2 separate regions of the Mus musculus genome follow, and region 1 is linked to region 2. Evidence: chromatin loops called from intact Hi-C (ENCODE). Cell type or tissue: left cerebral cortex. All regions are shown on one strand.

The links. Hi-C counts contacts between places; a loop is a spot of excess contacts. Peaks named below come from ENCODE experiments on the same cell type or tissue, not always from the same donor. Only the 100,000 strongest peaks of a DNase experiment are listed, where the experiment ranks them.
Region 1: it touches region 2 in a loop (4-fold over the local background); 2 of 42 quality-filtered maps call a loop at or near these places.

Annotation. Positions count from the first base shown.
Region 1 is chr15:59,410,614-59,414,613 of GRCm38, reverse strand. The region is part of intron 2 of Nsmce2 (NSE2/MMS21 homolog, SMC5-SMC6 complex SUMO ligase); the gene reads right to left. Among named protein-coding and RNA genes, the nearest start is that of Nsmce2, 38 kb to the right of the region's middle. In left cerebral cortex, no CTCF peak of the experiment used is centred here; no DNase peak of the experiment used is centred here.
Region 2 is chr15:59,478,755-59,482,754 of GRCm38, reverse strand. All of the region lies in intron 4 of Nsmce2 (NSE2/MMS21 homolog, SMC5-SMC6 complex SUMO ligase), which reads right to left. Among named protein-coding and RNA genes, the nearest start is that of Nsmce2, 110 kb to the right of the region's middle. In left cerebral cortex, no CTCF peak of the experiment used is centred here; DNase peaks (open chromatin) are centred at 1,405 and 2,027; H3K27ac peaks cover 2,144 bases.

The DNA of each region.
Region 1 (4,000 bases), 68 kb after region 2:
TGAGCGTCAGCTGAGCTTCCAGTTTAGACCCTTAGAACTATACTTCTAAGTAGGCTACTGGGAATTTGACTTGGAGGCTTAGGGGACCTACTCTGAAAGGCTCTGTCTAAATTTCTCAAATAGAAGAAATGAGTAAGAAAATAAATGCTTCCCCCAGGTTAGACATACACTAAGTTTTAACACAGAGAAAGCATCTTTTCCCATCCTCACATGTAGTTTAAAGTGCTATGACAACAGTCACGTCACCGACTGAATGCTAGGAGAACATCAGCCAAGTCCAGATGCTGAAAAATCAAGGGTACACGAGTCTAAACACTAGCAACCAAGCACACAGACAGAAACTACTACAAACTTCCTGTCAGGTCACAAAGAGAACTATAGAGAAATGGTGGGGAACAAGAGTCCTACAAAAAAACCTAAGCAGCACTCATGATCAGAAATAACTTTTATTACATATATCTAATTGCTCTCCCCCAGGTAAACAAGGTCTGAGAGAAGTGGGAATATTGAAATTCCTTCAATATGTCATCCTACAAATGTATTAGATCCAACCCTTTCTCTCAGTAACTGAATGAATCTACATGAACTTAATGAATATTGATTTCCAAGCCAATGCACACATGGAGAAGACCCACGGGAGCAACTCAAGGCCTCTGGGAAACCTGTCACCTGGCACATTAATTAAGAAATTGTTCCAAGAAGTTAAAGTTAGTACAACTAGCTGAAATATGTCCCCCTACCTCCACCCCAGCAAACCAAGTCCAGAGGGCACAGATAATCCCTGCTTTGCACTATAAAATTCTAGCTGTCTGTAAGCATGCCAGCATTAGGCTGTTCTACAAACCTACCCAACAATGCCAATCAGACCTATTTCTAACACTATGCAGAACCACTGTAGCCTGCACGACCTCATGTACATTATTAAGTGTGGCTTAGTCCAGAAAGAGCCACAAAACAACTCATCCCTTGAGGACAGTTTCTGTTTGTTTTTGTTTTTCCTACTCAGGGGCAAACTCCCAAAAAAACAAAATAAAACAAAACAACCCCCACCCCAAGACAAAGAATAACAGAATCACTGGAAGAAGGCTTCATTTTAGAATGAAATACTCTCATGCTTACATAATTGGAGAAGTCTCTAACTGGATGAAGCTGGCCTGCTTATGGTTTTCCTAAAGGCAGACAAACCTATAATTATGCAATCTCAGCAGCCACGCTATTCATTAGACACGTCATCTGTTACTCAATGCTAAAATGCACCAACAGCAATAACTCTTACTATTCCCTGCTTTGAAGCACTGAAAGAGCATTGAAGGTATATTAAGCAGAAATGGGTGACTTAGTGCTAGAATCAAACCCAACTTCAAACAAAATTTATAGGCTTTAATGAGAGGAAGATAATGGGCTGAGGCGGGAACAAATATGAATGTTGAAGGCGAAACCATAGCCACTGATGCCAGTTGTCCCGGTGTAGAAGAGCGTGGCAAAAGTAGAGACTGGTCTGAGAAAGGAGGGCAGGAGGCAAGTAAGCTGCTTTTATGGACATGGACTCTTAAGGAGGAATAACTTCCAACTTGTGGCTAAGAACTAGGTGACAAGCATGGCAATATGCTGTCTTTATGTAGCGCAGTATGGGAGCATGAGATATTTATTTTCCCCATTCAGATGCAGTACTATCCAGGGTTGACTCATGCCTGTTTGTTCAGTATTTTCTAAGCCACTGGTTGAAAAGCAGAAGCAGGTGGGGGAAGCAGTTCTTATCATGGCATATCCTTGTCCACCTGGTCATGATCAACAGAGCAACCCAACTGCCATTCCAGACCGGCAACCAGGTCAGTGAGGGAGGGGGGGTAAGAGGTACACTTCTGGACCTACTTATTCTAAACAGGGCCTTCCCTAACCACAGGGGTGCTGTGCCTGCAGCCCATGGAATAAACTTCCCTGAGGTCCAGCTCTGGGGGTTGGGAAATAGAGCTGAAAGTCACTCACAGTCTCTAGGCCTTTACTAGCCCAGCCTTCACTAAAACATCAAAATGTAGGCTTTGCCCTCCTTGTCTCTCCAAGCAAACCACATACAAAGACCTTGAACTTCACTACACCTCACATGGATTTCTGAGGTGCCCTTGTTGAAAGCTCCCTATGATCTCAGATATAAGGTCCCCTCTCTAACATCTCTCTACTGTCCAGAAGAGGACCTAGTATTCCAGCTCTTATCAACCCATAAAATCTCTTTACTTTTACAAGTAGGACATGTGTGCACACACACACTAGAGAGACACACCCTCAAGACAAATGTCACCTACTTATTCTTCCCACCTGCATATCTAATCAGCTGCACGGCTTTGTCCAGGGTCAAGCTGCTTTCTAAAGTTTTGTTCTAAACAAACAACAAGAAAACTGTGGGATCAGGTTAATTTTTCTATTCTACAAAGCCACACACAAGCATGTCTGAACAGAAACAACCAATTACATGGAGTTGATTAAATTCAGCAGCATGTATTTTATTAGTGACTTACCAAGCTAAGACAAAGCAGACATTTAGTGTTGCTAAGGATTGCTGACTGTGAGTCAACATGACTCACACACTTAGAAGAATCTGATAAACACGAAATGTCATTAAATACACAGACCATTTTGGCGAAGAAGAAGGATGGTGGCAAGGGTTGCCTGACTTTAGTTTAAATTCCTTAGACTAAATGGCACACACAGCCAGAAAAGTTTATTTTCTAAAGACTGGGAATAAGTTATTTCCAGATCTCTTTATATGAGAACTTGATTCTTCCATATTTTCTGTAAAAGACATTTACCTTTTTTTTTGAGAAATACAAACAGATGACAGTATAAACAATATTCTCAACTTCTGTGTCAAAATCAAACCAAAACCTGAATTCTCTGTAAACTCAGATCCAATTACCTACATCTAGTGACATCTATCTGTCTATCTGTGTGTCTCCTGACAGACAGATATTAAGCAATCTACACTCATCAGGAGTTGAATTTAATGACTTACTCAGTGCTTGAGCAATGTTTAATAGAAACTTGGTTACTTCTCACTACACTGAACTTCAAAGTTGTAATTATTCCTCCACACAGATATTAGTGTGGTAAAATTAAAACTGAATGCCCATGTTATAACTGCCTCCCACTAGAAGTAAGTGTGCAGTATCAGGTGTATGATATAACCAGTCAGCAGCTGGTTTCTTCCCAAAGTCCAGGAGAAATCCTGGAGGACTTTCCACCTTCCTGCCATCTGCCTCCCCACAGCCCTCCCATCACATAATAACCCAGACGTGGGAAGCTGCACACCACATAATTGAAGGGGCAGTCTGCTTGATTTCTTTCTTGTGGACTGTGTAGTCTTTGGAAAGACTGTTTCCACACCTCTATAATGGGTATCAGAATAGTACTGAAGGCTGGAGAGGTGGCTGAGTGGTTAAGAACACTTGTGATTCTTGCAGGGGACCAAGGTTCGATTCCTACCACCCATATGACAACTCAGGAAAGCCTATAACGCCTGATCAAGGAGATCTGATACCCTCGTAGGCCTCCATCAGCACCAGGAATGCATGTAGTGTACACTCATTTATGCAGGCAAATACTCATACCCATAAAAATAAAATGCAAACCTTTTAAAACAAGAAAAAGATAAAGAATAGTACCAAATTCATAAAGTTGTTAGCATGTAGGTACAGTGCTCAAAGAAGAGCCTGGCTTGGCATAAGCACTAACCAGCTATATTTTTAACTAAATCCATTACAGAGTAGATAGTTCATCTGCAAATATAACTAGTCCAAATCCTAAAATCATCTTGCCCTCAGAACTAAAAAGTTTCAGGTATATATTAACTTACAAAGCAACCAGCCGAACCCACAGAATTCAGACCTCAGTGAGAAGGGTTGCAGACACCCCTTTCCAAGTTCAGAAACTCCTTTACCTGCCAATGGTTACTGAGCACTTACTACACATCAGGCGGGGGAGATGCCTTAATGCAAGAACAGCAGCC
Region 2 (4,000 bases):
CTTTTAAAAAATATCCTAATTTCTGGCATAGTAAGGTTCAATAAATGGCTACTACACAAATGAACAGAAGCAGAAAAATGAAACTGCACTGACCAAATAAATTTAACAGTTACCCAGTCTGTAAAACCCAGATTTAATGAGTATACAAGTTCTTTCTTATAGGGATCTTGCCTGAACTCTTACACCTAAGACCTTTTCTACACCACACACACACACACACACACACACACACACACACACACACACACACACACACACACGCGGTGGGTACTTGGGGGCAGAGGGACAGGGGTGTGTCTGATCTGCAGTAACAGAGTACTATCGGGTTATGCTGAGACTCAGCTAGGCTAATAACCTTTTAGTTTACAATCTGAAAGGGCTGATTTACCTAAACCCTGTAGTACTTACTTTAAGGACATGCCAAAAATTCACCTGCCTCCAAAACACAGCTATCAGCAGAATATGCACAACCGTGGGCCAGGAGAATGCTATGGTAAAAACCCATTCTCCCTTCTCTAGCTCCAAGGCATGGATCCTTTTGAGACAAAACACCTCAGGGATATTCCCAGCAGCCACAAGGCCGGAGTCAGAAAGCTGTAAGGGATCTCTGACTGCAGAATAAGGAACTGTGTGTTGTATCCAAGACTCAGCAGCAGCTCCATCACCAAGCATTAGCTCTTACACAGTCCTCACGCATCTCCTGGAACTCACAGAGATCCCCAATCTTTACTGGGAAGACATCTGAGTAAAGAGATTTCAAGCCTCTGAAAGGGTTTGGGTGTGGTTGAAATGGGTAACTTTGAAAACTTAGCAACACAGGATACACTATGAGTAAGTTCTTTAAAAAAAAAAAAAAAACCAAAGCTAACTCACCAGATCCTTCTGAAAGGGTTCTTTTATTAATTTCAGTGAAGTCAAGCAGAGAACAAGTTGTAATATGAAACACAATTTATGCAACTATGTTGAAATTCTCTACCAGAGTTGCATCTTCTAATGTACAATTTTATGGTAAAATAATTTCAAAATACTATCAAAAATTAGGCTAGGCTCCTTTTGGTTTTAAGACTATCATAGGAAAACCATTTTTTATATAAGTCATTGAAGTTCTAAGACAAAATGATAGTGTCTTTAAATTAGAAAAAAAAAATTGGAAGAGCTGAAACTAAACCTCAATTGAAATTACACTGTTGGGCAACTCCAAAAGCTAAACAAAAACATGTTAAAATAGAAATTGCAACATCAAGGGAAAACCATTCTCATATAGCGTTCTAGACTCAGCCCTAGCTGATCATGGATGAGGCGAGTTGCTCTGTCCTAGGTTTTCCCACAGTCAGCCAACAGGCTACTCACGATTTAGCAGCCACTTGGGTTGACTCAGGGAAAGGCATGTGAGGGAGGCCTTTAAAGAGCCAACAGAGATCCCCTGGGTGGGTCTGGTCTGCCTTTCAAAACCCATGAACTTCCCATTATATAATCTCAAATAAGAAAAGTATTTCCTAAGTTAACCGCCTAGCTGAGTGTACAGCAGGCTGCAGTACCGCCTGCCTCCCTCCCTCCCTCCCCTGGTAAGAAAGAAAAGGAAAGAGCTTTGTGAATGGCACAATCACCTTGTCTGGTAAGGACAGAAGATTAATGAATCCTGCTTAATAGTACTACTAGACTTTTTAACAAAACTTCCAGAAGCCCCAGTATCTAATCTAAAATTTCCATATTTTACTAATCTCCTATAAAATAAACTGTTAAAGAAACCACAGAATTCTGAGAAGCTTGCTTTTCCAGAAAGCCCAAGAAAAATACTTTAGTTTCGCCATTCTCAAATTCATTTGACTTAGAAACAAAGTAAACATATTACTCTATTTAATATCATTGCACAAGCAAATTCACAAGAATGAAATGTGTTCAGAGTTCCTAGAAAAAATGTAGCAATGCAGGCTGCCAACTTGTTCAATGTCAAGCACCAGGCAGCTCAGCACCAGCAGTGACTCAGAGTGAATCACGCTTAAGCTATTTTTGCTTTTAAAGTCCTGCCAGGAGCTGTGTTAATATTCAACCCAGAGTAAATTTAGCTCAACAAGAAAACAAGTGTTTCCATGGTTGCTTCTTCACGGTGTTTATGGTATATGCGCAGCCATTCGGCTTAGGAACCCAGCCAGATCATCCAAATTGAAATGCTCATCTCTCATTTACATCCAGGCATTGGAACACAGGAAATACCAAATGCAATTCAGACTGCTGTCTACCTGCCTTCCTGGATCCCAGACAGCAACATGGCAGGCAGGGCATCATTAAAGGCCCCTCTTCAAGTCTGTACCACTGAAGGAGCTCCAGAGACTGCTAGTCATAGGTTTTACTTGGTTTGTATTACAAATCAAAACTCCATTCTCTGGTTGTGGCGGTGTAACAGACTAAAGTGCCTAAAGGACTTAGCAAAGCAGTAGAAAATTAGAAGGACAGGTACGACATGGAATCTTTACACAGGATCACAGACAGTGACAGTCTGGTTATGTGGCTCAGGTTTTAAAATAAATTAGTTACAGGCAATGAGTAAGTAAGATCTGATTGTCTTTATGTTAGAAGAAAAAAATTCCACATAACATAAAATTTATCATCTTGATGCCCTTATTGTTTTTGCAACAGAAAGAAAAGTGTACTCCCTACACTAGACAGGGCAGCAGGCTGGCAGCAAGACAGGAGAGCCACCAGCAATCCATCTTAGCCTTCATTCATTAGTGCTACAGTTCCAATTCTAAGTGTCCCTCACAGGCCAATAATGCAAAAGCTTGCCTAGTGTGTGATGCTGCAGTGAGGTCTAATGTTTCTAATGTGGAATCTAGTGGAGGAAATCTAGCCCCAAATCTGTCATCTGGGGGCTAGGAGAGTACCCTTAAAGGGGATCTGAGCCCATTCCCATCTATCTCTTTGCCCCCTGGCTGCCATAAGGTAAATTCGCCTCCTTCTATGTGTTTCAGTCATAGTATACTGTGTTACCATTTGGCCCAAAGCAATAGATTGTTGAGGGAAATATTATAAAATGAACACGCCAATTCTCAGCCAGGCCAGGCTATGCTCCTGCCTGCCGCTACCAACTCTCTAGGGCTAACCCCCATGTCAGGTGATCTCACTTGCTCAGTCTCTTGGCAGTCAACTCTTCGCCCCACAGGGCCACAGGGTTCCCACTGGGCCATCTCTAAGATGTCCCCCACAAGTTCCTCACACTTCCATGCAACACCCCACACACCCTATGAAAAGCCATCTCAACACCTAATTATCCAGTAGAAACATCACTCTTAAAGCTTAATTATCCAAGTAGATTTATATAACAATAAGATCACAATTTACAAGATGCCAATACAATAATTTCAGAGCCAATTGATAATGATAAAAGTTTTACCCCAATTATTCTAACCTTGTGAAAATCTTAGCTACTAGTTGCTGTTTAAAACCACATGGGATCGGGATCTTCTTCCTGACTATCTGCCTCCATGTTGGCTTCTCCTCCTCCTCCTTCGACCTCTGTCTTCTGCGACCTCTCTGTCTCCCCAACTCCTAGCTCCGCCTCCCTTTTCCTGTCCAATCACAGGCCCCCCACTGTCCTAATGTGATTGGACAGGGAAAATCCTGCAACAATAGAAAGTGTCAAGTGACCATGGACTGAGGCCTCTGAAACCAAGAACTAAAATAAACTTATCAAAGGTTGATTGTCTCCGATACTGGGTTATTAAATCAGAAAGCTGACACAATTGGTATTAAATACATTCACATTATTATAAAAACATTTCTCTAGGACTTTTCATCTTGTAAAAATAAAAATCTACCAAATGTTCTTTAAAAACCCCTATTTTCAGAATATACTATTTCGATTCCCAACACACATAGGACTTTTGTGCTTGGGTAGCAAATGAATTGGGAAGATGGAGGAACAGATACTAGAGCAATTCCTTAACTAAATCTACTCATCCCTGGAATTCCTAGGACCATCTCTAGATTTCACTCAGGAAAA